7 separate regions of the Mus musculus genome follow, and all the other regions are linked to region 1. Evidence: chromatin loops called from intact Hi-C (ENCODE). Cell type or tissue: heart. All regions are shown on one strand.

Evidence for each region. A loop is a pair of places that touch in the nucleus more often than their neighbours do. Peaks named below come from ENCODE experiments on the same cell type or tissue, not always from the same donor. Only the 100,000 strongest peaks of a DNase experiment are listed, where the experiment ranks them.
Region 2: a loop joins it to region 1, with 2.3 times the contacts of the local background. A loop is called at or near these places in 6 of 42 quality-filtered maps.
Region 3: it touches region 1 in a loop (4-fold over the local background); 5 of 42 quality-filtered maps call a loop at or near these places.
Region 4: it touches region 1 in a loop (6-fold over the local background); 18 of 42 quality-filtered maps call a loop at or near these places.
Region 5: it touches region 1 in a loop (3-fold over the local background); 3 of 42 quality-filtered maps call a loop at or near these places.
Region 6: it touches region 1 in a loop (7-fold over the local background); 33 of 42 quality-filtered maps call a loop at or near these places.
Region 7: a loop joins it to region 1, with 6 times the contacts of the local background. A loop is called at or near these places in 27 of 42 quality-filtered maps.

What each region holds. Positions count from the first base shown.
Region 1 is chr3:121,883,376-121,887,375 of GRCm38, forward strand. No RefSeq gene overlaps it. Among named protein-coding and RNA genes, the nearest start is that of Gm34050, 18 kb to the right of the region's middle. In heart, no CTCF peak of the experiment used is centred here; DNase peaks (open chromatin) are centred at 1,706 and 2,636; H3K4me3 peaks cover 443 bases; H3K27ac peaks cover 1,837 bases.
Region 2 is chr3:122,243,814-122,247,813 of GRCm38, forward strand. It overlaps Gclm (glutamate-cysteine ligase, modifier subunit), which reads left to right and starts at 1,744. Exons shown (of 7, transcript NM_008129.4): 1 at 1,744-2,298. The coding sequence starts at 2,173. Gm46822 (a long non-coding RNA gene) reads right to left here and starts at 559. Exons shown (of 6, transcript XR_001783970.1): 1 at 58-559. In heart, CTCF peaks have their summits at 1,625 (motif pointing right), 1,824 and 2,459; DNase peaks (open chromatin) are centred at 1,728 and 2,328; H3K4me3 peaks cover 2,817 bases; H3K27ac peaks cover 3,299 bases.
Region 3 is chr3:122,466,180-122,470,179 of GRCm38, forward strand. All of the region lies in intron 3 of Bcar3 (breast cancer anti-estrogen resistance 3), which reads left to right. Among named protein-coding and RNA genes, the nearest start is that of Gm34349, 12 kb to the right of the region's middle. In heart, a CTCF peak has its summit at 2,030 (motif pointing left); no DNase peak of the experiment used is centred here; H3K27me3 peaks cover 2,777 bases.
Region 4 is chr3:121,952,470-121,956,469 of GRCm38, forward strand. It overlaps a transcript of Arhgap29 not described here. Among named protein-coding and RNA genes, the nearest start is that of Arhgap29, 13 kb to the right of the region's middle. In heart, a CTCF peak has its summit at 1,647; DNase peaks (open chromatin) are centred at 752 and 1,352; H3K4me3 peaks cover 2,473 bases; H3K27ac peaks cover 1,573 bases.
Region 5 is chr3:121,776,617-121,780,616 of GRCm38, forward strand. It overlaps Abcd3 (ATP-binding cassette, sub-family D (ALD), member 3), which reads right to left. Exons shown (of 23, transcript NM_008991.3): 9 at 2,939-3,081; 10 at 381-450. Among named protein-coding and RNA genes, the nearest start is that of Abcd3, 37 kb to the right of the region's middle. In heart, a CTCF peak has its summit at 1,598 (motif pointing right); no DNase peak of the experiment used is centred here.
Region 6 is chr3:122,137,006-122,141,005 of GRCm38, forward strand. It overlaps Abca4 (ATP-binding cassette, sub-family A (ABC1), member 4), which reads left to right. Exons shown (of 50, transcript NM_007378.1): 28 at 1-100; 29 at 565-663; 30 at 1,419-1,605. Among named protein-coding and RNA genes, the nearest start is that of Gm40138, 13 kb to the left of the region's middle. In heart, no CTCF peak of the experiment used is centred here; a DNase peak (open chromatin) is centred at 3,996; H3K27ac peaks cover 1,455 bases; H3K27me3 peaks cover 905 bases.
Region 7 is chr3:122,120,424-122,124,423 of GRCm38, forward strand. It overlaps Abca4 (ATP-binding cassette, sub-family A (ABC1), member 4), which reads left to right. Exons shown (of 50, transcript NM_007378.1): 19 at 1,208-1,382; 20 at 3,136-3,267. The region is part of intron 2 of Gm40138 (a long non-coding RNA gene); the gene reads right to left. Among named protein-coding and RNA genes, the nearest start is that of Gm40138, 4.0 kb to the right of the region's middle. In heart, a CTCF peak has its summit at 1,811 (motif pointing left); a DNase peak (open chromatin) is centred at 1,888; H3K4me3 peaks cover 738 bases; H3K27ac peaks cover 3,458 bases.

The DNA.
Region 1 (4,000 bases):
GCAAGGATTGTAAGGGCTGGGGAGAGAAAGGACTCTCAACTGCACAGGGTTTTTGTCGCCATTTCATTGCCTGGCAAACTCTTATTCATCTTTCAATTAATTAACCCAGATTAATTGTAACCTTTACTTCAAACTCTCCTCCCACCTAGTTCCTCTTTCAGACTCCCTTATACACTCACTAACCCTCTCATTCTATCACTTGCTGTACAGAACACATTATAATTTCTCTGGTCTTACTACTGGACTACATAAGGAGGGTCTGGGGGAGGGGTCAACTTTCTATCCCTGGCATTTAAAACTGTGCCTGGGATATATATTAGATGACTGGGAAACATGCAATAAATGAACTATTATTGGTAATGACAAAGGGGGAATTGAGTAGAAGGGACAGCCAAGGGAGATAAAATATGAACCACACAGGTTGTATTGTTATAACAGGATTCCACATCAGCCCTGGTGAGGGTACTGTTGAAGGCTTTTAGAAGATGATGGATCTCAAAAGAAAAGGTAGAAATACTGAGGTAACACCAAACACTGAGAAGAAACTTAGAGAAGAGCAGGAGACATTTTTAGATGGGGCTGAAAGGCATAAGAAGAAGTGTCTTAATTTCCTGGGGACACTCATATTTCTTGGTGCAACCATAAAAGCCAGGGACACTCAGGATAGATTTTTGTACAGGAATCAGAGTGGTTGTGAGCGGCATGCTCCTAGCTGGAGAGGTGTGTCAGCAGGTGGGTTTGTGGCACTTTCTAGGCAGTGATCCTGTAACTTTGTAAAGACAGCTTTTCATGTTTGGACACACACACACACACACACCCCATTTTAGAACAATAAGGAAAGTGAAAGCTATATAAATTCTAACATTACTTTAACTTGCTCTTTATCCAACTGTTTCACGGTGTGTACCCTTTCTCAGGCTTCCCCATTGTCCTCTGCCTTGCATCCATCTAGCAATGGGGGAGGGGGCATTTGTTTGTTTGTTTGTTTATTCATGTTACATTCCGATTCCAGCCCCCTTCCTTCCTCTCCTCCTAGTCCCACCCTCCCTCCCACTTCTCCCATTCCCCTTCTAGAAAAAGGGAGCCCCACTCCCTGTACCAACCCACCCTGGCACATTAAGTCACTTTAGGACTAAACACATCTTCCACTGAGGTCAGAGATGGCAGCCGAGTTAGGGGAAAGAGATCCAAAGGCAGGTGACAGAGTCCAAGTCAGAGACAGACCCCTGCCCCAATTATTAGAGGACCCACTTGCTCTTTGGTTGGGGGTTCAGTCTCTGTGGACTGGGGAGGGGAGGGGGCATTTTTTGAGTGTTACGGAGGCATACTGTTAATTACTGGTTAGTGCACATGAGAGTCCCCAGAAACAAGAACCATCAGGCCTCGCATGTCAATAGTGTCAGGGTTGAGAAATCCTGCCAAGGTGGCACACGCCTTTAATCCCAGCACTTGGGAGGCAGAGGCAGGAGGGTTTCTGAGTTCGAGGCCAGCCTGGTCTACAGAGTGAGTTCCAGGACAGCCAGGGCTACACAGAGAAACCTTGTCTCGAAAATCCAAAATGAATGAATGAATGAATGAATCAATCAATCAAGGACACAGGGCAGGTGTTGGGCTGCCCTGGTTTAAGATTTTTGTGGGCGCTGCGTTTTTTCTCGCTGTTCTGCAATGTGCCAGAAGAGGGCGCTGGAAGATTTCTTTTAAGACTTTAACGAAACCACCGAGTTTGGTCTCGTGCGTTACACCAAAATATCCACAAGATGGCGCCAAAGGATTCCTTTTGAACACATAAGCGAGCCATTCCATCGCAGGTTTTTGTTATTGTTGTTTTGTTGTTGTTTTCCTTTTAAGGATACTAAAAACACTACAGCTACTCCATTTAGCATGAGCAGTTCATAAGGTCAACTGTAAACATTTCCGTTGAAACCTAGATCAAATCACTTTTTTCCTTTTCTACAACTAATCATAGGCATTAGAGAGAACAGTTTTCTGCTTTTATTAACTCAGTAAAGATGGACAGAAAGGGCCGGTAAGATGGTTCCGCAGGTTGAGCCAGCAGCCCTGTAAGCCCGACAACCCTGCATTTGATCTAGACACAAAAGAGAAGGAGAGAATCAACTCACACAGTTACCCTCTGACAACCAACAGTGTCCTGTGACACAAACGTGCCCTGCACCCCAGGATAAACATATGTATTTTTTTTTTAACGATTGAACAAAGATATGATGACAGTACACCAGTGGAGTATTAACAGCCCACCTTGTAGGGGGAAAAAATGGGATTCTTGGCATGTGCTTTAAAGAAACCTTGTGTTAAGGGGTGGTCATGAAGAAATCTGTCTTTCCTGGCTGTGGCTTCTTTTCCATTGCACCTGAGCAGTGGAGAGGTCAAACGGAAGTGAATGAAGCAGAGAAGCTTCCTTTAAGTCCTGGGCTGGCTACATTCAAAGGAAAGCTCACAGCAGGATCTTTACATACTAAATTACAAATAAGTGACTTAGATCAATCAGCAAACCTTTACGCCCATTGTTTCCCACCCTGAGGCTAATGCTGTGAGGTGGAGCCTCAGCAGCCTGCTGGCCTGCAGCGAACACTCACCCAAACCTCCTCCCAGAGAACACTCAGGCTGAGAGCCACTCAACGCACCAAGTGTGCAGAGCTGTGGGGATCATGAAGCCAGGTATGGTGGCTCATGACAGGCATTTGGGAAAAGAAACTTAGAGTTCAGGCCTAGCCTGGGCAGTATGGGGAAACCTCCTCTTAGACACTACTACACTACACACACACACACACACACACACACACACACACACACACACACACACGGCCGGGGGTTGGGGAGAACAACAGAGGAGAAAGGAATTCATAGTCTTTCAAGTGTTCCACTACAAATCCATTCAAATAGTAAGAATTCCTCGGAATTTCTTTTCAACCCGCACTTGGTCACATTTGTTGGTACGCATTTATCTATCCATCTATTAATAGCTATCTCTCTATGTATCTTGGCTCACTCTGTAGCCAAGGATGACCTTGGACGTCTCACTCCCCTGCTTCCTTCCACCTCTTGAGAGTCCCCGATCATAAGGCATGGTGACCAGTTTCCACCAAGCTGGGGCCCAGATGCAGAGCTTCATGCCCAGTAGGCGAGCACTCTCCCAACCGATCAACACCTGCCAGCCTTCACATCTGCATTTACGGAAAGAATAAATTTAAGGGTGACTTTGAAGTTTGAAAGAGCCCGGTTTCATCTCTTCCAAATTTGCTAGGAAATCTAGGGGGAAGGGGAAGAGAAAAGAAAGCAAGCGGAGGGGAGAGGAAGCCCCGTGACACGTGTACTTCTCAAATAACTCTACGGGTTTGTGTCTCTTACCTTTATTTGACAGATAGGTAAATGGAGAATTTGAGAAGTTAAACCGTTTTCAAGGTCACTCGACAAGTAAATGGAGGAACAAGCAATCAACTAGATAGCTTAGAAATGCCAAGTACGGGGAGTCTTAATCACACCGGGAACTAACCCAACGGACCATCCAAAACCTTGGCTGTTTATACTGCAGAGAGTTCCGCAGAGGACCATGTTGAAAACAGGTTAGGCACTCCCCCCCCCCCCCCCCCCCCCGGATTTCAACTGGCCGTGACCACAGAAGGTGCACACGGGACCCACGGAGCTTCTCGGCTCGCCCTGCGAAAGTGGTTCCAGGATGCTGGGCAGTTTTCAGACTCGTGTAGAAAATGAGCTTTCAGGCTTGTGTCCGTGCCCTGCTAGTGAGAACTGCCAGGCTTCTTCCAAGATGGTAGCTTCCCTCTTCTGTTTATTGATAGACCATAAAAAGAAAAGTGCTTGTGAGCAGCTTAAGTGCATGAACAATCTAATTAAAATAATTAAGGTAATAGCTTGTGGGAAAAAAAAAAAAAAAAGAGCAGTAAAGCTAATTATTCCAGAGTGGCTGTGTGGGAGGGGGAGAATTGCTGACATTCTTTAGGTCCCAGCAGCTGGGAAAGCTAAG
Region 2 (4,000 bases), 360 kb after region 1:
CCTGTAATATGAACCAGTAAAGAGTTTAAAATACAGCGCTTAGGTTCCTCCGCCCACCTGTCCGTTGGTTGTTTTAAAGTAGGTATTTGCATTCCACAGCCCAGGCTAACACTGGGTTCCTGATCCTCCCTCCGAGGATCCTGCCTCAGCCTGCCGAGTGGAGGAATTGTAGGCGCGTGCTACCACGTGTGGTCTCAAAGGGTCTACAAATGTACATCTCAGAAACAACGTGAAGTCCTCCGTGCACTCCTGAGTGTGCCAGCCTGTGATAGTCAGGTTATAACAGGAGAGAGTAGAATACAACAACAATTTTGAGGGCTAGGGATGCCCACTGTCAGAACGCATGTGTAAGCCTTCGACCCCAGCACCATAAATAGTAGTTCTCACTTACTGAACATTTATTATAAGCCAAGTACTGAACTAAGGACTCACCATACCTTCTCTTAGTAACTCATCACAACTACCTACCCAACGGCAGATCTGATGTCCTGTGGCCTCCAGGGGCCCTGAACGGTGCCCATAAACTCATGGAAGAAAACACACATACACACAAATAAACAATATTTTTGTATGTTTGTTTTGAGACAGAGTCTCTCTACCTAGCTCTGGCTGTCCTGGGACTCTCTATGTAGACCAGGCTGGCCATGAATTCACAGATTCACCTGCCTCTGCCTCCCAAGTGCTGGGATTAAAGGCGTGTGCCACCACCACCCGGCGACCACTAAGTTTTAACCAAATATTTACATGGACTTTTAAGAGAATATAATCAAAAGTCTAACAATGACCATAAAAAATTCATCAGAAGAATCAATTGTTTATATTTAAGTAAGGCCATGTGAGGGGCTGCTCCTGGGAAACCTCTTCTCCATGGATTCTTGCTCATTGGATGTGCACAAAGATGTACCCAACACCAGCCTCACTTTTTCTGGAACGATCTTCCAGCCTTTCCTATTTCTTAGTAGTTTACCAACTCAGATTCATGTTTCTTTTGAAAAGATTTTGCCGCCTTATAATGAAAATCTCACCTGGCTCTAACATACCTGACTGGTTTGTTAAAAAGTTTGTTTCCTGGGTAAAACTTTAATAAACGGTCAGTTTGCTATTATACCCAGCCATCTCCAGTGGGAATGGGGAAGAATCACGAACAACTTGTAAAAGTGTGAATCATAAAACGTTCTCTGTTACCATCTGTTCCTTATGCTTAACTGACCTGGAAACTAACTGCCCCGTGGTATTTTTATTGTTTAATGTTTCATGGGCTGAGGCCTTTCTCTCGAAGGATTAGGCTTCTGAAAGGGGAAAATTAAAGTTGTACTCTCTGGTTTCATACAGCACCAGCAAATAGGTAAATCAACACGCTGGAAGAAGAATGATCAGTTTGGGGGAAAGACTCTTGGGCAAAGCAAAGCAAAAGGAAAAAATAAAAATAAATTTAAAAAACAGAGCGGGGCGCGGGCAATGAGACACTCGCGCCATCGCATCAGCTCCTTAGACACAGAAGCAGGCACGCTCTCAAGGCCTGGGAGGATGGACCTCCGGCGGTCCTCTCGAAGAGGGCGTGTCCAGGGCCGCAGCGCGGGCGGCCATTGGCTGAGCGGCGCTCCCGGGCGCACCGTCAACTCTCACGAGGCGCTGGCGGCGTAGGCCGCGCGCCGCGCTCTGGCCGGCAGGGGGCGCACGTCCGCGCGCTGTTCTCCCCCGCGGCGCCGCCCGCTCCCGGCCGCCCGGCGCCACGCCCGCCGCAGGCCGAGGGCCAGTCACCCGCGGGCCTGCGCCCCGCCCCTGGCCCGCCGCGGGACGAGTAACGGTTACGAAGCACTTTCTCGGGTGAGGTTTCTGCTTAGTCATTGTCTTCCAGGAAACAGCTCCCTCGTTTCAGCGGCGGCGGCGGTGGCGGCCGCAGAAGCCGCAGCGACCGTCCGCGCCGGCGCCTCCCTCCCTTCCTTCCCTCCCTCCGGGACCGCCTCTCCGTCGCCGCCCGGCCTCCTCGGGCCCGAGCGCACACCGGGCTGTGGCCGCGCGGAGTCGGCAGCCTCGCGCTCTCCTCTGGGGCCTGGGGCACCGCCGCGCCCTGCGAGGCAGCCGTCTGCCCACTCGCCCGCCCGCCTGCCCGCCCGCTCGCCATCTCTCCGCGGCTCCGGCGCTACCCGGTCCCCTCCGGCGGCAGCTGCCATGGGCACCGACAGCCGCGCGGCCGGGGCGCTCCTGGCGCGGGCCAGCACCCTGCACCTGCAGACCGGGAACCTGCTCAACTGGGGCCGCCTGCGAAAAAAGTGCCCGTCCACGCACAGCGAGGAGGTGAGCACGGTGGGGGCCGAGGGTCTCCTCGAAGTGGGGACAAGCAGGGCTCTCCGGAGCTCGACCCGCTTCGGAGGTACCGAAGTGAGCTGGGTACTATCCCGGCTTGGCAGGTGCCACTGCGGGGCGAGGGGCGCCTCCGCCGGTCGGAGTTGATCGCACAACTCTTGAGGGCCACCGGGTCCCCTGTCTGGCTGGACAGAGCCACTGCAGCCCCGCGTCTTCATCTTCCGTCCCTCTCCCTTAGCCAAGGTAAAGGAAAGATAAAGGTTTAGTGTTTGGTAGATGGACTAACAATAGGTTTAACTTTGATATTGTTGACATTGCTTTCTCTATTGTACTGAATTTGGATTTGGGACAAATAACTTACTGGATGTTAACATTGTATTTGCTTCAAAACCATTAAAGAGGGGCAGGTGGTACACGCCTTTAATCCCGGCCCCTAGGGAGGCAATAGCAGTAGGATCTCTGAGTTCGAGGTCAGCCTGGTTTGTATATTGAACTCCAGGACAGCTAGGGCTACCCAGTGTCAGCCCCAACCCCCACGCCCCCAAAAAACCTAATGTGTAGTTGGAAGTGACAGATTAATCTAGAATTAAAATGTGTTATATTTGTGTTAATGGCCCATTCCTGAGCCAGTGGTTCTCCATGGACCGTGCAACTCATTGCAGAGGCGTATTGATAATATGGAACATGTATACTACTTAAAACAACAAAACAAGACAGATGTGCAATTATGTGTGGGGAGTAATAAGCTGGGTATGGTGGTGGGCTCTTCTAATACGCAGCCTCAGTGGGCTAAGGCAATAGAATGTAGAATTCGAGGCCAGCCTGGGCTACCATGTGATGAGGTCCTGGCTCAAAAAATAAATAAGATAAATGGAAACATTTTAAAAAAGAAACAGTTACACCTAGGAGCTATTTGACTTTGAGACTGTTTTCCCGGCTATAACTTTAACCTTGAGTAATATTCTCTCATCAAGTAGTTGTGGTAAGGAAAAGATGGGGTATGAAAATACTCTGCACACAACATGCTTGTTATCAACTGGATCATCAGAAAGGTAAACAAATCCTGGTTAAAGGCTACATTTCCTAAGTTAGGTCATATTGTAAGGTCGGTCTCAGTGGTCAGAGACAGACGGGCTTCTGCTCTTTTAGTGAGGCAGGCTCTACAAGAGCGCCTGGACTCCTTCGTTGTAAGTTGAGAGCCTTCACTGGTCAGATTGGGGAACCAGCTCCCTAGCCCAGCCTGTGCTCAGCTTCCAGCTGAGTTGGGCCGCTGTTTGAACTGCCCACTTGGCCTGTTTCTCTCAAAGGTGTCTCTGCATCTTGGCTTAGAGCCGTAGCTCCTCCCGGCACTGGGTTCAGTGTACCCTTTGCACCTTATCTCTCCACAACACACTGCAGTAGCTTGCAACGTTTGTTTGTTTTTAATGTTCTTATTCTTTGAGAATTTCAGTGCATTTTTCAACCATCATCATCAGAGAAGCGGTCAATGTTTTTTGACGGAAAATATTGCATTTTTTCATTCAGTTCACACGCTTCTGTTTCTCTTGTGTGTGTGTTTCAACATATTAGAAACAGGCTGCATAGAAAGGATATTACTAACCCTTGCATACTATGTGGGAGATGTTTTTTCTATCCTGTTGCACTTTGTAAACAATTGACTTTTTAAGCTGGGTATGGTGGCCAGGCCTTTGAT
Region 3 (4,000 bases), 580 kb after region 1:
TTAGCACTTCTAAGTACATCCAAAGAGGCCAGGAGTTCAGCCTTGGAGTTGTTTGCTATTAAACTCTACCCTCTAGTGGTCACTCCATGTCACAGCAATGCAGCATTTGGCTATAGCTGTTTCTGGACACTATGGGAGCTTTTAAGATGAAGTGTAATAACATAGCACATTATAGTTCAACTTCAGAAAGAGGGCCTGGGTTGGCTCCATTCAAGGTGTGTGAAGTCATGGAGCCTTTTGTCACTAGCGTATTGTCTGCGTTGTTTGGGTGGAGCCGATTAGGGTTGGCCTGAAGTTTTACGCACATTAAACTTTCCTTGGCTAGACTTGCATTTACATTGTGATCTGACAGTTGATAAGACTGACGCTTTGTCAGGAAGGGTGCTTGATTTAGCAAGGCAGAAAATAGCTATCAGTACTTTGAAGACTGATAGAGAATTTTCCACCCCTGTGGACAGTGGGTGCGCTCAGCCTGGCAGGAGCAGGAGAGAGTAACTGGAAGCCATGTTACGCAGAGATTTCTTGAGCTGGGGAGCTGGGGAATCCATGTTGTTGGGAAATTCTGAGAAGACGCTCACACAGAAGGAATTTTATTTATCTATTATCAAAACAATATATCATCAAATACTTCTTTGTGACTTGTCTTGTTGGCTATGCGTTACTCTGTGCTGAACGCACGAGCCGGATCTTCCTTTGGTGCAGGGTAAGTGTCCAGTGTCCAGAATGCGAATATCTGCGATCCGGCACGTGCTTCCTAACCTGCAACCTTTCCGATCATCAACTTAGAGCCGCAATAGGAGCATCCATACCATGCAGCTTTGTTTCATAAGCAAAGTTATTAAAATATTGCATAAATTATCTTCGGTCCATGCATATAGAATATTATTTGGGGCATAAATTAATTTCATGCTTAAACTTTGCACTCCTAAGATCTCTAACTCTTTTTTTTTCCCTTTCTCTCTATATGTATTTATGTGTGTGTGTGTGCAGGTTTTTTAAAAATCTGAAGTCTAAAACATTCAAGTATTTCAGATATCAGATACGCAACCTGAATTTCTTTATAAGAAAATGTCCTTATGACATTTGGGCTTTCCCAGTCCCCTCTTGTTTAAAACAGCACATAGTCGTTTCATAGCCTGCATTATCTGCCACTTGTCAACTCTCTAAGGGTTGGGATACAACACTGAACAAATTCCTGGACCTTCTATTCTGGAGGTGGCATACGGGGTGACCGTAGGAAGGACAACCAAGTTAAGGGGGGAAGGTTTAGCAGGGAGGGAGCTGGGAGATGTTAGCATAAAGGAGCTGGGCAGAGAATGGGACTTTAGTGTGGAAGGGCCAGGCAGCGGAGGAGGTCAAAACGGTAAAATGAAGCAATGGGGGTCAGAGCACACCTCTGCTCTGGGAGAACAGTAGGGAGGCCACCAGGCCTGCTGAGAGCAGCAAAGTAAGCTGCTATGGGGTCCAGCCACTGACAGAGAGCTGGAAGAAGGTGATTGGGCAGGTTGCACAGGGCCTGCACCTCAGGGGAAGGACTGGAATCTCTACAGTTGCCTGGGGTTCACTTTGGATTCCTTGTTGCTAGGGGACAGAAAGGAAAAGAAAGGGCAGGAGGGAGGAGGGGTGTGTGCACACAATGCACACGAGTGTTCAGGTGATAGGGGCTGGGGGTTTGGACCTGCCAGGTAGCTGGGGGAAGACGGGGAATTGGATGAGTAACTCGAAGGTAGAGCTAGATTACCTGGTGGACTGGCTGTGAGGGGAGAGGGGAGAGGGGTCAGAGCACTGGAAGAGCAGTGAGGTCACAGTTGAGAAGAATGGGGGGGGGAGTGTATTCTTCCGTGAATTTCAGGTAAGATAAACCCCTGGGGACTGGAGGCGTGGACCAGTGGTTAAGAACAGTTGTTGCTCTCCTAGGGGACCTGGGTTCTCTTCCCAGCACTCACACCAGACAGCTCACACCTGCCTATAAATCCAGTTTCAGGGACTCTGATGCCCTCTTCTGACCCCCATGAACACTGCCATCTAGTGGCAGAATGGCTAAGTGTGAATAACATTTGAGTCAAAATAAATTCTCCTGGCAATTAAAGGGATGTTTCTGTTTTGTTTTGCTTTTTGCTTTTCACATTTCTCTCAGTTTACACATTTTTCTCTAATATACATATAATACTCATATAAAAAAAAACACTCCACCCCAACCCTCCTTTGGTTTTTAGTGTCAAGGTTTCTCTGTGTAGTCCTGGCTGTCCTAGAACTCACTGTTGACCAGGCTGGCCTTGAATTTAGAGACCTGCCTGCCTCTGCCTCCTGACTGCTGGGGTTAAAGGCATGTATATTACTGCCGCCGCCACCACCATGCTAAAACACTTCCTTTTTTATACCATAGTTCACTGCATGGATACACTAAAAATTTGTGGGTTGATCCAAATTATCTCAAACAAACTATAAATATATTAGAGAAAAATTCCTAAACTTCTAGTGTCAAGACCTTTTTACATTGTTAAAAATTGAGAGTCCTTTTTTTTTTTTTTTTTTTTTTTTTTTTTTTTTTTGGTGTTTTTGAGACAGGGTTTCTCTGTGTAGCCCTGACTGTCCTGGAACTCACTTTGTAGACCAGGCTGGCCTCGAACTCAGAAATCCGCCTGCCTCTGCCTCCCGAGTGCTGGGATTAAAGGCGTGCGCCACCACGCCCGGCTGAGACTCCTTTTTAAAAAATCCTTTAGTTATATGAGCTATAACTATTAATAATCATTGTGTTGGAGATTAAAATGAAGAAATTACTTGCATGTGTGTGTGTGGTACACGCATGTCCACATATATGTGGTTCATATGTCTCTGGTGATATGTGTTCTATGTGTTTGTGTGTGTGTGTGGTACATGCATGTCCACATGTGTGGGGTTCATATGTCTCTGGTGATATGTGGTGTGTATGTATGTGTGTGTATGTGTGTGTGTATGTATGTGTGTATGTGTGTGTGTGTATGTATGTGTGTGTATGTGTGTGTATGTGTGTATGTGTTATATGTATATGCACTTGTAGAGGCTCAAGGTACATATTGAATGTCTTCCTAGATTTCCCCCCACGTTACATATGGAAGCAGGATCTCTTGGTGAACCGGTTTGGCTAGTCTGGCTGGCCAATTTACCCCAGGGACCCCCAGCCTCTTGGATTATAGGCAGGCTGCTGTGTACAGCCAGCTTTTACATGGGTTCTGTGGTTGACCTCTGTGGTAACCCCCAGCCAACAATGGGAGGATTTTAAACATGTTCTTTATTCTATTTTTTGACATTTTATGTTTCCTTAGTGTGTTCATTTAAAATGAACGGTGCATAAATATGAAGTGCATATTTTTATGAAAAGATGGTCATTTTTCCAAGACAAACCCATCCAGGGGTAAGGACACATTGCTTTACCGTTTTGCAAGTCTCTTTACTGTCTGGCCGAAGAGAGCACAACTTCTCTTGGGTGTGCTTTTGGCGGTCAGTTTACTGGATCGTTTTGGTTAGATGCCTAAGAGACCCAGCTTCCACTGGTATGTGGTTTAAAAGGGCAGAAGTACTTTAGTAAGCAACTGTGTAAGATAATTACTGCTATCCTGCATGCTAATCTAGACCTTGGAGGGTGCCTCACCTGAGAGGTTAGACTCTGAAACCTCACCCGGCATCCTTTCTTCTCCGGTCTTTAAGGTCCATCTGTCTGTCTTGCAGTTTGAGTAGTGCTGTCGTGTGTAGGATATTTGAAGAATGTTGGTTCAAGGAGTTAGGTGGATCTCTCAAATGTTCACATGTCTCTTTGTATCCAATCAAAATGAGTTAGCCAATAGTCATCACTAATCTTCCCAGAAAAGTCATGAACGTGTAGATAAGCTATGAACTTCTTGGTGGTGAATACAAGTCCTTCAAAAATCCTAGTGTTCGACCGACAGCTCAAATCTTTGCTTTGGTAACAGACACTATTGGTTGTTTTCTTTGAAGAAACCACTCTGTTCATCCCTACCCC
Region 4 (4,000 bases), 69 kb after region 1:
GTTCTGTAAGTTTACCTGTTTGTCAATATCCAGGGAGAACTATGTCTCAGCATCAACAGCAGGAAAGACATTCTTGGTACAGGTAAGTGTAAGTTAAATGAGCAACAGTCTCTAACATTTCCCTCCCATATTTGATATATAACCTAACATCTAGCAACATGCTTTCTTGTTGCGTATCCCCACCAACCACGTTAATGGTCCTATTATCTGGAGCATTTGATGGTAAGAAGTATGTTGTATGATTAGAGGGATGGGTAGTTAATTAATACTTATCTAACACATCTATGTAGCCAGATACTGTGCATAATAGCTGATGTAATTAAGTAATTTCGTTTTCAGAAAATGACAGCTGAAGAAAGAAGAGTAGGAAAGTTTCAAAGTGAGAAAGGATGGAGGAGCAAGAAAGCCAATCAAACAAGCTCAAGACTAAAACCCTGACCGGAAAGTATTCACAGTACCCTCCTGAAAAATGGCAATTAAATCAGGACTGAGGAGTGGATCCCATATGGAGCTAAGAAAGAGTGCCAATTCCCTTGGTGGGTCCGATTGGCAACCAGTACCCTGGGACTTTGGGACCTTGGTCAGGTCAAGGCCCCTCTAAGAGGAATTGAGCACGCCTTGCCCCACCCGCACCTGTTATGGACCCGCCCCTTCAGCGGTGACCCCGCCTCCTAGGGCGCAGGCCAATGGGCTGGGCTCCAGAGGGCGGGCGGAGGAGGGCGTGAAGCGTGAGGCGTGGGGTGCGAGGCAGGGGGCGGGGCGTCGCGTCCGCGGCTGGCGCGGTCGTGGCGGTAGCTGCAGGGGCGGTGGCGGCGGCGGATCCTCGACCGGCGTCCTCAGGCCAGTCGTGGGGGATGGGGGCGGCGAGTTCCAGCCGGCTGACGGGGTGGCGGCCGTGAGCGTTAAGCGTCCGGGACGCGGGATGGAGCCCCACGGTGAGTTGAGGGGTGGCGGTTCGGGCTCCCGCCGTGCCTCGGGGCTGGCAGGCGCTTTGGGGGGTCGGGGGTCCGGGAGGCGCGGGGCGGTGGCGGTTGCGGGCAGGGCCCGGTACTCCGGACTTGAAATTCCCTCCACCCGTGAGAGTCAGGAGGCGACGAAGGGCTCTGAGGCGCGGGGAGGGACGTTGCGGACCCCGGTGCCCGTGCGGGGATCGGCGCCGTCGGTCCGTCCGGCAGCGGCTCGCGGGACTGACCGTCCTCCTCCAAGGTCTCGGCAGCGGGCGACCTGAAGCCCGGGGCCCTTTCCCAGCCACCTCTCCCGCCTGCCTGAGGCACTTGGGCTCCGAGAGCTTCCCCATCGCTTTTTCTTCCTCCGGTCTTCACGTCTGGGTTTCCTGCCGGGATGGCGTTAGGAAGTTTGGTGGGCGTTCTCACAAACTCCACTGTGACAGATGCAGAGGCTGGGGTACCGTGAGGAACTTTTCCGGCCCCGTCCTCACTTTTTCCTCTGGCATTTCTTGACCTGTTTGGCAGACACCCCCCTTCCCTCTGTTGCCCTGCCCCCCTTCCCAGGCGTTTCTGTCACTTTTCCTCCTTGCATTCCTTGGGCTCTGGTCGCCCTTTTTCCAGCTGTGGCCCTAGGGTAAACCGTGCGCTTTGCAGACTAGGAATTGATAAACTGAGAGATTACAGTTACCACCAGGGGAGCCTGTCCCTGAAAGTTTTATTGCTGAAAATGCCGCAGGACTTTGTCTTTGATGGAAACTGTTTCCACAAAACCAAGTTGCTCCAGGCTCCTGGTCTTGGAGCCTTTTTTTTGACAGTACCCCGAGTTTATCTCACTTTTTTTTTTTTTAAACCACTCTACGTCTGTGGCGATCAAGGATTGGGTTTCACACAGTGTTCTTTGGGGTCTTTAACATGTTCTGACACATAACATGTATCTTGAGGGGAGGGGAAATGTTATGCATTTTTCGAAAGTTCAAAGACCACAGTGGAGTTGGATCTGTTTACCTGTTTCTTTTCTCATTTGGGAATTCATGTTGCCGTCTCATTGAATTTGGGCAAAGGGTTACCTCTCTATGAAAAAGAGAATTCAGATTTAGATATGAAGGAATAGTTAAAAGGAATAAAACCCAACACAAGATTTAGGTCATTTTCTTCCGTGATTTCTTTAGGCAGTTTGCCAGAAGTGCCTACTTAGAAATGCTTCAAGTACTGTGCAAGTAAGGAGCCCTGACACTTAAGCCTCAATACCCATACAGAGCTTGTAGCTCTGGTCTCATGATTGGAGAAGCTTGAGAGTGAATGCCAGTAAGCTAGGCCCAGATAGAAAAGGTTTCAATCCCCAAATTAGCAGAAAGTGGAACTTCTGCTGAGAAGAAAACACTGGCACATATATATTGGCTGTTTAGTTCCATTTCTCTTAAAATAGAGCACAGATACCAGCATCTCTCCATTGTAAAGGCTGCTTTTACACAGAAAGCTTTGTGGAAGGGTTTTTTTTTTTTTTAAATCTTGTGACACTGAGAAAATACTCAGCATTCACTGAGAAAATTCAACGACATTCCATCATGCTAGATAGAGCCCTGTAGAACTTTTTCATTTATTGAGTAACAATAGACAATATGAAATAGAGCCCAAGGCATAAAGTTATGGATGCATTGAAAGAAAGAAGTATGTTGAATGTCCTATGGGAAAGTAGAGGGATGGTTAATTTTAGTGGAAAGAATGAACAGATTTCTTAGAAGAAGTATTTTCTGTGAGTTTGAAGACCCGGAGATTTGAGTTTTCAGTACATACAAAGTATTAGGACCCTTCTGGGCAGAATTGAAGGTTATCTCCACTACATACCAGGATGCCGCCGATCCAGTTCTGCTTTGGAGCATTCAGCGCTGTTTCCTTTGCTTGAGTAGGTTGTTGGTTTGTTTTTTCAATTTCCCACTCACCTCCTGTGTGATCACGAGTCACAAATATTTGTGGATAAAGAAACAAGGCCAGTCAGCAGATCATTCTGTTATAATAAAGATTTCAGTGGAGTATTAAGATTTTATTGTTTCTGTTTATTACTGGGATGATAAGGAAATGAGCCTGTTCCGAGTAGACATCGGGTGCAGCTACCTCCTTAGGTAATAAATAACCTTTCTCTTAAGACATGTCAGTGTGTCTTCTTGAGAAAGTTTTTAAATACCAGCCTCCCTTTTTGAGAGATAACGGACACTTAACATACTTTTGGGATGTTTATTTTATGTATATGTATGTGCCTGAGTGTGTGTTTGTGCACCACATGTGTGTGTGTGCAGGAGTCTGTGAAGGTTAAACAAGGTAACATATCGCCTGGAAGTGGAGTTACAGATGTGTGTGAGCCGCCATCTGGGACGCTGGGAACCAAACCCTGGTCCTCTTCAAGGGCAGTAAGTGCTCTTAACTGTTGAACCATCTCTTCAGCCCACTTAAAAGTACTAGGAAAAGGGTAAGCAGAGTTCCAGGAACTTTCAGACACACCATTATATAGGTTTGTTTACAGTTCACCTCTCAGGTTTTTGCTTAATGTGCTTGGTCCTGTGCATACCAGCTGGCTTCCAAAGGGAAACTGGGAAGCAGAGAATGAAAGGAAATATCAGAGTCAGACTGGTAGGGAGACTCATGAGATCCCCAAAATACCTGGTATAAACCAAAACAAAATAATTTTTAATATGGAAAATTTTCAAGCATGTATGAAAATAGACCAAATAATATAAAAAATTCCTCCATACCCAGCCTTAGCCTCCCAGTATATTGATTTATGACCATCCTTTCCTCCCAGTACCAGCGGTAGAACCTAGGACCTCAGGCATACTGGGCATGCTTTACTACTGAGCACTTCTAAGGTATATCTTTGATTTTGCTGAATTGCTAAATTGCTGAATTTATTATCCTGCAACTGAACTATCTAGGATTGTAGGCATGTATCACAAAGCCTGACCAGTCTTCTATTTTTTACCCCTCTTCATTCAATCCTTCATATTATTTGGACATAAACCATAGACATCATGTTATTTTATCCATAAATATTTAGCATA
Region 5 (4,000 bases), 110 kb before region 1:
CACTCATGTATGTATTGTATATCCAACAGAGACTACATGGTCAGGAAACTTAAAATGCAAATATGTACATACTATCCCGTCCTTCACAGAAAAATCTTGCTAACCTTACTCTACAAAAGTCTCCACTGATCTGTAAGGACCATTAAATCAAAAACCCAACGAGAGTTCTATAGCAAACACTACAAAAATGAACAAGATATTTTAGTAAATAAATCTATTTTATAAGTGGAGAATTTAATGCTAATGTAATAGTTTTTAAACTCATTTTTAGTTTAAAACACAGTATAAAGATTTGCTATTTAAAATATATCTTTAGCATTATTCATCCACATGTAAAGGCAGAGAAACCCGCGTGGCCGCCCGTCCAGTGTTTATCTTACCAGTTTTCGGAAGACTGAGTGGATTGTCTGCTTCTCCCGTTTATTCCCATTGTAAAAGGCAATTTCTTCACTATTAGAGAAAATAATTTAGCAATTAATGTCAATGCTGTCTCACCCTGACATGTAAGTGAAACACAGTATTCAATGAGTGAACCTGTGCATATGAGTGGGCATCTTGGGCCAGTGTAATGGCTCAGGGGTAAGATGCAAGCCTGCCAACCTGAGGTCACTTGTCTAAGCCTACAGTAGACTGGGAGGAAAAACTAACTCCACGAATCTGTCCTCTGACCACCAAAACCACTCAGTAGCAGGCCCTCCTCAATAATAAAAAAACCAAGAGAATGATAAATGAACATCTTGTTACTAAGAGAGTATCTGGCACAGGCCAAGCCAGGGAGTGTGATCAAGTTCCTAGCTAAGTTTAGAGGAGGGCAAGAGTACACAACTGAGTGTATCACAAACTGGACTACAACCTACCTGTATATAACCTGGCTGTTAAAGACACAGTGAACAAATATTCACAAACTGTAAATAAGGCAGATTATATAGAAAGAAAGATTAGGCTGAGACAGACATTATAGAGCATGAGTTAAATTACAGACCTAAACCAGATAAAGAGGGAGAAAATAACAGAAAAATACAAGAAATGATGCTTTGCCCCACAGCTTGTGACAGTGCTGCCATGCCACCAGGTCTAAACGCACCAAAGCTGTTCTTATCCCAGCACCACAGTAGTCCTCACAACGATGTCCCCCGAGAGCAGGAATGGGCCCTCAGGGCCACAAAGATCATCAGTGGGAAAACAGTGCCATACAGATGAAGAAAGCTCAAATGTAATTTATGTAAATTCTTTAAATTCACATAACAAGCAAAGTTCAGAATCTAAAATTATCGCTCCTGTCTAACCTAAAGTTTATAGTCTCTCTGTCCTGTAAGTAAGATGAAAACTGCCCAAGCAACGTACTTACAGAGTTACAGATGGCCGTGAGCCATCATGTGGTTACTAAGGAATTGGATCCAGATGCTCTGAACTGCAGGGCCATCTGTCTAGCCCCCACAACGTACTTCTTAAAACACCAGAAAGTGTGTAAAGTATCTATATAGAAGCCTAGACACCACAGCTTAGACACATTAAGGATGTATGTGGGCGCTTGTGAAAGGGCTAGGCAGCACTGCAATGCAGGCCTGACAAACCCAGTTCCATCCCAGAACTCCACAAGGTGGCAGGAGAGAGCTGAGCCCTCCACATGGGCACCATTGTGCCGGGTGCACCCGAAATATAATCAAAGTGCATACATAAAACCTCAGTACACTAAGGCAGGAGAATCGCAAGTTCAAAGCCAGCCTGGGTTACATAATAAGACAAAGAAAGAAAGAGTAAGACCCAGGAAAGAGTAGGATGGTGGAAAAAGAGAAGAGGGAAGAGGGGAGGGTCTCTTAAAGAAACAGCAAGAAGCAGTTTCTTCTTTTTGTTTTTGGTGGTGAAGGTTGCTGCCATTCTGTGATCTCAAGAGTTAACCAGAGGAAAGAGATGGTTACAGGGTAGAGCCAAGAGAATACCAGCAGGAGCCACAGCTCCAATCCTGCTGTGCCATCTGCACTGTCCTAAGGGTCCTTACATGACACAGCCAATGCCTCCACTATGGGAACGTGCCGTTTTCTAGTAAAAGCATACCACAAACACCTTTTCCCTAATTACAGCCACTATGCCCCTGCCTCCCTAGAGCATGAAACTCTACATAAAAAAATCAATATAAGGAAGGAAAGGTGAACTATGAAAAGAATGACCCCCTAAGTAATTCCGTGGCTTCCTACAGAGCAGCCTACACAGTGCTACAGTAAGTACTAGGACCCTCAAAATTGACTTAAAGTTGGCAGTTAGGCACAGAAACTTTACAGAGCACCTTAGCTACTGATGAAAACCTGAGCCAGGGCATGCACAGAGTTCATCATCGTAACAATTCATTGTCCATCTACAAGAAAAGCAGCTACGGATAAGTTGCTAAAATCAGTTTATAATGCATAGGTAGACACAGAAACGAAAACGGATGGCTTCAACGGCTGCATTTCTTTCTTCCTATTTCAGATCTCAAAACTGTCCAGAACGCAGTTCTGGCCTGCATTCGAGAGGTCCTAAGGCTCAGTGCCCAGAACTCCTTCTCCCCACACAACAACTGTCTGGAAAGACAGAATTACTGAACACTGCAAAACAGTCACAACCTAAAATGTCTGTGGATAACTTAAGGCAGAAGTTTCACTGAATACATACAAAAATGTGAATACTATCAAGACTAAATTTTAAAATAAAATTCACAGAAAATCAGTCAATAAAAAGCATGAAGAGGTAAATCAAGGAAACTACACAGCCAATAAAGAGGACTTGAAGCATGCAGGATTTCTACTTTATAAAACTAACATTCTTCATAATGCTTATTTCCAAAACAAGTAAAAGTCCACACTATTTAGTACCTATATTGCTAGAATCTCAAGTCACTATAAATGACATCAATATCCACAAAAATAAAATTTCATTATTATTCTAAAATGTTTCTCCTTACCTATTAGTGATAAGCCGTGAATTCACGTATCTGTATTCTCCTTCGTACTTCTGCTCCATAATTGTCATCTTACCAATGGGTCTTCTGAGTCGAGTTAGGAATAGCCCAGAAACAAGCAAGTAGGCCATCATGCTTGCCGGGCCCTGCGATGAATGAAGGAGAATGATGCACAGTACTCAAAGGCACAGTAATAAAATCTACGTGCAGGTCTGTAAGTAACTGAACCCAGAGAGGCTGAGCTTTGCTTGTTCCTCTCTCTTTTTCTTTCTTCCTGGAAGATCACATGCTAGTCTCTACACTTCTTCTACTGTCATCCCCCAACTCCTATAGCTCTGTCCCCAACAACTGACCACCTAACTTCTAGTGGACTTTACCTTCTGTTACCTAACACTCTTCCACTGGAACCCAACTTAGTGTTCTCTCTCTAGTCCACAACAACTCTCAGAGCTATTTTACACTCTTTGAATGTTAGCAGTCCTCTAGGTTCCTTCCTTAGCTCGTCTCATCCTAAACTTACACTTCCAGTCTCATCAGTTTTGGATACAATGTATCACTGCCAAGTATGTAGCGTGCACCCTCACCCCAGCATCTACAGGTGTCTCAAGGGCAATCCGTACACAAGCTATCAGCTCGCCTTGCTGTAAACTATACTTCTGTCTTCTATACATTGTAACTCCATAAATGACCCCACAGCCACTGGCCATCTTAAGAAGCTTCGATGAGTCCCCAAAACACCCTTAATTTCTACATACCTCTCATACTCTGCCCCAATCAAAACTGTTTACCTGAACATGCCATTCAATTGGGGCTGTTCTTACATCTGACAAGTTTAACATCTAATGGACATCCAAGAATCTCCTCAAAACAGTTCAGTCAGCTTCAATTCTTCCAGGCACTAAACACTTTCGTGAAGCATCCACTAGTGGACATTTCATGCTTCATTCTAACTGCCAGAACAACTGCTTTAAACATTGAAATCTCCCTTCTGACTCACCTTTTATGGCTAGTACAATGTATATGAATATATGTGCCAATATTTTTCAAAATTGTATTAGACTGATC
Region 6 (4,000 bases), 250 kb after region 1:
TCTTGGCTCTGATGCTTTCAATCATTGTGCCTCCGTTTGGTGAATTTCCAGCTTTGACTCTTCATCCCTGGATGTATGGGCATCAATATACCTTCTTCAGGTGCGTAGATTCATCCCAGGAATCATTATTATCCCTTAACATGTGATATGCCTGGACTGTATGCCTGCTAGAAGGGTCCTGATCTCCCTACTTCCCTGGAATCTTCTCCAAGGTGGAAAGAGTCTTGGTGGAGCTCTTAAAGGGGAAGCTAATGTAGTAGCTACTGCTTAGCAATCTGGTACCCAGTGGAAGGCAGGAGGGTAAGGAATGAGGATGGGAAGCCTGGGAAAGGGGGTTGAAGCTCCATCTTTTTGAGGCACAGATGATTTGCTATCAGACGTCTAGGTGTGTGTGGTAGGCTACCCCACTTCCAGGAGCCCCACAACCATTCTAAGTCGGTGTTCAGTGCCTCACAAGCATGCCTGACATGGAATACACATTCAGCAAACGCTTACGTACATGTTAGCGTGCTTTGTGCGTTCTGTCCCAGTCTGACTACCAGGTGAGCCTCTCTGTCTTTCTAGCATGGACGAACCCAACAATGAACACCTTGAAGTACTGGCAGATGTCCTTCTGAACAGGCCAGGCTTTGGCAACCGTTGTCTAAAGGAAGAGTGGCTTCCGTAAGTCCCAAGCTAACACCAACAGCTCCCCTAGGAGACCCAAAAGCCAACTAGGAAGTGTCGGGAAAGACCCCTCAATCCTGCTCTGTGGTATCTGGGTCATGACCGTGTGTCTGATAGGCTCTTACCCAGTTTCTCCTCTGGTGCTAGGAAGCCTCCATCCTTGACAGCTCTGTGTCTTAATGTAGAAGTATTCTATTGTTTGACTGTATTTGCCCAAACTCATTTGGGGAAAAAAAAAAAAACCCAAACAACTAAACAGGGATGGAGAAGATGAAGGATGTGATGTTATATAATTGGACCTTAAATGGCAGGAATTACTTCTATGGCCAGCTCTCCATCATTGTTGTAACTCTGGAAAAGAGAGTTGTGGAAGATGGTTGAAATCCACCAGGAGTTCAGAGCTTGGTATATTGTAGCACCTTTTCTCATCCAATCCTCCCCAAAGCTACCGCTAAAGAGTAACATGGACACACTTCAGAATCTCCTGTTATTTTTTTTCCATCTCTCAACAGCAAGAGCTACTAGTCATGAAAAAAAAAAAAAGTCCACAGATTAGTCCCTAGCCCATGCTCTGTTAGCCTGGCTGCAGTTCTGATAGTCCTTAAGTAGACTCTAATCCCCGAGAGGGAAATTCCTGACTTCAAGGAAGAGAAAGGCAGAGGAAGAGATAGCCACCAGCTATTCCCTTTTCCCAGCAGGGAGGGGATTAAGCAGTGGGGTTGACTGTGGGATATTTTCTCATTTTCCATGAGGGAGTACCCATGCATTAATGCAACCTCCTGGAAGACGCCCTCCGTGTCCCCGAACATCACCCACCTGTTCCAGAAGCAGAAATGGACAGCAGCCCACCCCTCTCCCTCCTGCAAGTGCAGCACCAGAGAGAAGCTCACCATGTTGCCCGAGTGCCCCGAGGGTGCTGGAGGGCTCCCACCCCCACAGGTACCTGCCCCATCTTAACAACTGCAGACGATTCCTGTGTTTCAATTGATTTCAAATTATTTCCCATGGTTGATCGTTCCGATTTAAATTCTTTTTTCTCTCCGTGTTAAATAATGTTGTGATGTATGGTCAAGTGTTAAAATATTTGCATATGGGTTAACAGCTTTAATTAAGCTTACGGTGGAGGCTTTGGTGGAGCTCGGTGGAGGACTGTCAGTGATGAGGCCCTGGGTTTGATACTCATCACAAGAAGGGAAACAGGTATGCTGGCCTGTGTACCAGACGCTATCTGTGGAGATCTTCGGAGTTCTGGCCCAGCTGGAGCAGCCAAGGAGTTGTGCTTTCCAAAGAGAAGAGAGGAGGGCTAGGGTGGAATAGGGCAGGAAGGATGGGAAATAAGCTATGTGCCTAAGGATTATGTACATAACACACATGAACACACACAGCCAGCAACTTATCATTTTCAAGAGTGGTATTGATGATACCTGAGCAGTGCTTTGTTTAGAGCTCTATGCTATAGACAAATCCCCATGGAGGCTTTAGGGAGTGCCTTCAAGGGCAGGAGAGCCTGGCTTTTTCTCTGATTGGTTACTTGTACAGAGCCTGCCTTGGATGGTTTCTCTTATTATTTCTCAATGAGTGGATGATTCCCAGAGTCCATGTGTTGTAAGAGAAGGGTTCAGGCATGGGAGTTAGGGAAGCATGGTTTGTTTCTTAGCCTCTAAGCCTTCTTCATTTTCTTTCCTGGTGTTGAGAAGAGCAACACCTAATTATAGCATTATCATGAGAATTCAAAAAAATAATGTGGTCATGAACTATGTAGGACTAGAGGCAGCTCAAATGATGGCAATCCTAACCTAACCGTGGCTGAGCCAGGATGCAGGTTGCCTCTCAGCTGTGTGAAAGTTAACATGGGTGGCTATGAAGTTCTTTTCTGTTGTCCTGAGCCCCACAGGTCTCCAACTCTCCAGGTAGAGTGTGGGAAATGATCTTGTTAGGCAGTAGAGTAGATGGAATGAAGAAAAAGACGCAGCAGATGGTTCAGGTGTGTGCAGGGAAGACTTCCAGAGTGACTGCATAACCCTTCCACTTAGCTGTCACAGACAGCACCCATCATCAACAGAGACTGGGGGCTGTCACCTGATTTCTGCATAGTCTGTGCCCGTGGGGAAAGCCACAACAATAGCATCAGGAAGAAGACATAATGAGACAACTAAATTTACCATAGCATGTATCACAGCTGCTGGCTCATAAGGAAGGGGTCCTGGGTCAATCCTGCTCTTTATATTGCTCAGGCAATAGATTGTCCCTTTGGGTGACAGCTACATTGCCACATTGCAGATATCCCTGACTCCCTAGGATCTGGGCTGAGAAAGGAAACCATCAGACCTCCATGCACAGGAATTCATTTCCTAAATGAATTCTAACCTCACAGCTGCCTGTCTCACTTAGAAACTTACCTTCAGAGCACCTTTGGCCTATGGTCCTTAGGAAGATGCTCGAAGTCCTAGAAGAGGCAGAGCAAGTCTGCAAGTGTATGTCACCCCTGCCTTTCCTCATTAGCAGTCACATCTCCTGAGCAAAACTGAATGTCCCATCTCTGTAATAGACACCTCTCCTGTACAAAAAAGTGCATGCACATGCTTATACACATATGTACACATAGATATACATGTGTTCGCATCCACTCACCCTCGTTTAGCACCTTCCCTCTTAGCCAGGAGTAAGAGCAGAAGGAAAGAGCTAGTCCAGAGGAGGTGAAGGAAAAGTGAGAGAGGCAATGACTCTGAGAGTCAGAGCTACAGATGTCCCTTCCTGCTCCAACATTTCTTCAACGGGGTCTTGATATGGATGCGCCCCAACCCTGACTTCTACTCTACACAGAGATAAAGCGGGAATGTTATGTCTGGTAGACGTTTTAGAAAACAATTCCTCACAAACTTTCTCAGGCATCTGCAATTGTTGCAGCCTGCTACCCTGGTACTCAGGCCAATTTGAGAAACAGGTAATAGACGCACGTACGGTCAGATGCAGGATCTGATCTTAGCCCAGCCACACGCAAGCTGGTCCACTTTTCTTAGCTTCCCTTTCTTGGTAAAGTTGGCTTTTGTGAAAGCAGCAGGGGTGGGATCACACTTGCAGAGCCCCTACCACAGTCCCCGGCACACTGCGGCCACTCAGGGGCTGCCACTTGACCTAGTGGAGGATTAGATGAACGCGTGAGCACATGGGGGAGGGGAGGGCTCTAGAAAACAGGAAAAATAACTTCATTTTGATGGTGGTTTAATACCACCTAGAATCCTGTCAGCCACTTCTGTGTGGCAATCTACACAGTGGATGCTTTTCCCCAAGGTCCTGGACTGACTGACCTACGACATCCACTAACGCAAGAAAC
Region 7 (4,000 bases), 240 kb after region 1:
ACAATGACTTGGGTCACTGGGACTTGAAGCGGATATGAGCTACAAGGAAAGACAAAAATAAGTTCCGTAAGGGGAAAGAGCCTAGCAGAGCTGACTGCACTTCACTCAAGGTTTACAAACCCAGAGCCCATTCACTGCAAGCATCAAAAGCCTTTCCTGGTGGTGGAAGTTACCTAATCACGCCCGGGCTGATGGGCAGGGTACATAAGACTCCTTTCCCTGGCCTTTGCTGCTTTGTCCTCACTCTTGAACTAATTCTCCTAATGTTTCTCATCCCTGACTGTATGCATGGCTTGGGTTTAGAGAGGCACACAGACTCCGATTTAGCCTGATGTTGGCACGAGAGGGTCCAGCTTCTAGGCGCCCCTCAGGTACCACTTTGCAAAGCTGATGTTGGAGACCTGAATCCTCACAGAGCTGGTTTGCAGGCTAAAGTAACTCTAGAAGATCCTCCTCCCAGAGTGGTATGATAAGGTTCCATTTCAGCTTTAGTTGTGGCCAGGAGACACAGGCAGACAATGCAACGGGAGTTGGGGACAGAGCAAGGGACCATTAGTTAATTAGACTTAATACTCTGACAGTAATCTTGACTCTATAAGTGAACTTCGGAAAAGATGCTGTGGTGGGGGGTGGGGGGTCACGGGGAGGGGGAGAGTAGGTTGGTTGATACTGGAAAGGGCACGGAGCATGGGGAGGAAGGAGTTACGATGAGGAAGAGTAGGTTGTCCTGGCTTGAGGAGTCAGGGCTGGTGCCAGAAACCTATGAAGATCCGATAGACTGAGCCTTGAAGCAAAGACGGAACTCGGGGTTAACTCAATAATAGACAGGAGCTATTTCAGATGGGTATGGACCCTGGGCCCATACTTGCCACTTGTACACCATGTAGCCTTGATAGAACACTTGATGTCTCTCAGTCTTGGGCTTTCTAACCTATTGAAAAGAGCCTAGTTATATCTACCTATAGGACTATATGTGTGAAGTGAGGGATTTGTTGGGAAACATTGGAAACAGTGCCTAACTCACAGTAAGTGTGAAATCTATGGCCAGTGCAACTATGACTACTCCTGTTTTGATCTTCTTCACAAAGCTGCAGCCACATGGGCAGGTGAAGTTACAGCCAGAGCACAGGTCTGAAGGAAGCAGTGTGTTCATGAAGCACGGCGTCATTAACATGTGGTGTTTCTACAATGTGTTTTTCCCTCCAAGACTCCTTTTTTGAACGCGAGCTTCCAGGGCTGGTGCCTGGTGTGTGTGTGAAGAACCTGGTGAAGGTTTTTGAGCCCAGTGGCCGGCCAGCTGTGGACCGTCTGAACATCACTTTCTATGAGAACCAAATCACGGCGTTCCTGGGTCACAACGGAGCGGGAAAGACCACCACCTTGTGAGTTCTCTGCCAGAGAGGCTGTCTCCCATCCTATCATTCCCCGGCTTCATTCTCTCTCCCCAATAACTCCACTCTGTTCTTCCTTACTGAATTTCGGTGGAAACATATACACTCACACACACCTCCCACGGTGAGGATAAAAAGCCGTGGCTGCCCATGTCCCCGGGCTATTTTTATGTAGCACTCCGTTTCCTACCAATTAATAATTAGGATGCTTTAGTGCTGGTGTGGGACCTCTGATGGGATGGCTACCTTTCTGAGAAAGTGTAGGGAGAACAGTGAAGTAGACTCGCTGCCTGGCAGAAGGCCAAGGGCAGGAAGCTTTGAGGCTCTGGGTGGACTCCTCCATCCATCCTTTAGTTCTGGAAGGGGTGCGAGCGCCACCTGCTGAGAACAGGCAGTCAGGGCTCCGGTGCAGACCTCCGATGGGCCGATGGGCCGGTGGAGGAGGGGTAGGGGTCAACAAGCCATGTGACAGCAGCCATCAAATCCTTGGCTTGCAGAGCCCCGGGAAGGAACAGCAGTGTACACCCTGCTCCGGAATGTGCTCCCGGGCCTTTCAATGGGAATGGAATGCGGGGCTGGTGCCATTGGGCTTGGTACTGTTTCCCTCTAGTGGTTGATCAACATTTCAGCTTCGAAGTACAGGTTCAGATAGCATGCGATTTTATCAGAACTTGGGACAGAACTGGGCGTGGCATCCTAAGGCTATCTCCTTGCTAACTCACGTGGTGGGAGGACAGGAAACTCCATTCGAGACCCCAGGACCTCTAGAAGACAAACACATTACTTCACTCAGTGCAGAAACTAAACTTCCACTGGGGTCGGAACACAAGCGCTGTCCTAATGCTGGGAATAGCATAACATTTTAAGTTTCACTTTGTGCTGGGGCCTGTTTTTGTTTTGTTTTGTTTTTCAAGCATGTTCGATTCACTTAACTTAGACAACTACCCAAGCAGGTGGGAGACATGTTTTGTATAATTGAAGAAAGAAAAGAGAAATCACAACATTGTTCACATTTTTACATTTGGAATTCCCAAACGAATTTGTTTGTGTTAGCCAGTCAGCAGACAGGCTGCCCAGCTTCTCACTGGCATCAACTGAGCTTTGGAGAGTCACCAACCCTGCTTCTCCACTGTCAAGGGCTGCACGCCCAGGCAAAGCAGTGGGGCTGGGTCCTAAATCCCTTTAACTGACCACAACTGTGACTACGACAGTGGCCACAATGGCTGGCCACATCAATAGCCACGGAGCAACCACTATGACAGACCTTCACGGTGGACACTACCGCTGACCACAGAGTAAAACAACAGTGAACACTGTAGCTGACCACATCCGTGAATATCACTCTGACAGACAGTCATAATGGGCACCACAACTGACCACCACAGTGGCCATCCAGTGGGCACTACAACTGACCGCTGCAATGATGGCTGGGTGATGATGGGGTGGGGTGTCTGAGTCTGGGAATCCCCGAGGCTCTTGATACTGGCCCAGGAACACTTGGAAATAAAAAGTAGAGAAAGAAGGCCCTTGTGGTCTAGGCACTAGGACTTGAAGCAAGGCACTGGTGCTAAGTAAACCCTGTGTGGAAATGTTCTGGGCCCCTCAGCTACATCAGGTTTGAGTTTGATAGAGAGATAGGGCAGGTGTCACTACAAGCATCCTTCTGACCCTGTATGGGGTTACCCTCATCCCCTGGTGAGTTCTAACAACCATCTCTTCTGCCACTTAACCCTGTGTTCGGCAGGTCCATCCTGACAGGACTGTTGCCACCGACGTCAGGAACTGTGCTCATTGGGGGAAAAGACATTGAAACCAACCTGGATGTAGTACGGCAGAGCCTGGGCATGTGTCCACAACACAACATCCTGTTTCATCAGTAAGTGAGCTGGAGTTGAGATACTCCTGGGCAGGGGTGGGGCTCATTGGAAGAGCACTTGCCTGGCCCATCCATCACCCTGGGTTCTGCCCCCAGCACCACAGGAAAACAAAATATCTGTCAGAAACCCCTGTTGTATACTGGCTGGTTTCATGTCAACTTGACACAAGCTAGAGCCACTGGAGAAGAGGGAGCCTCACCTGAGAAAATGCCTCCGTAAGATCAGGCTACAGGCAAGCCTGTGGGGCATTTTATTCATTAGTGATCGATGGGAGAGGGAACAGCCCATTGTGGGTGGTGCCATCCCTGGGCTGGTGGTCCTGAGTTCTATAAGAAAGCAAGCTGAGCATGTGTCCTTCTTACCGGTTGGGACATCTTCTGGATATATGCCCAGGAGAGGTATTTCGGGATCTTCCGGTAGTACTATGTCCAATTTTCTGAGGAACCCCCAGACTGATTTCCAGAGTGGTTGTACAAGCTTGCAATCCCACCAACAATGGAAACAATCACCCATGGAAGGAGTTACAGAGACAAAGTTTGGAGCTGAGACAAAAGGATGGACCATCAAGAGACTGCCATATCCAGGGATCCATCCCATAATTAGCCTCCAAACGATGACATCATTGCATACACTAGCAAGCATTTGGTGCAAGGACCGTGATATAGCCGTCTCTTGTGAGACTAGGCCGGGGCCTAACAAACACAGAAGTGGATGCTCACAGTCAACTATTGG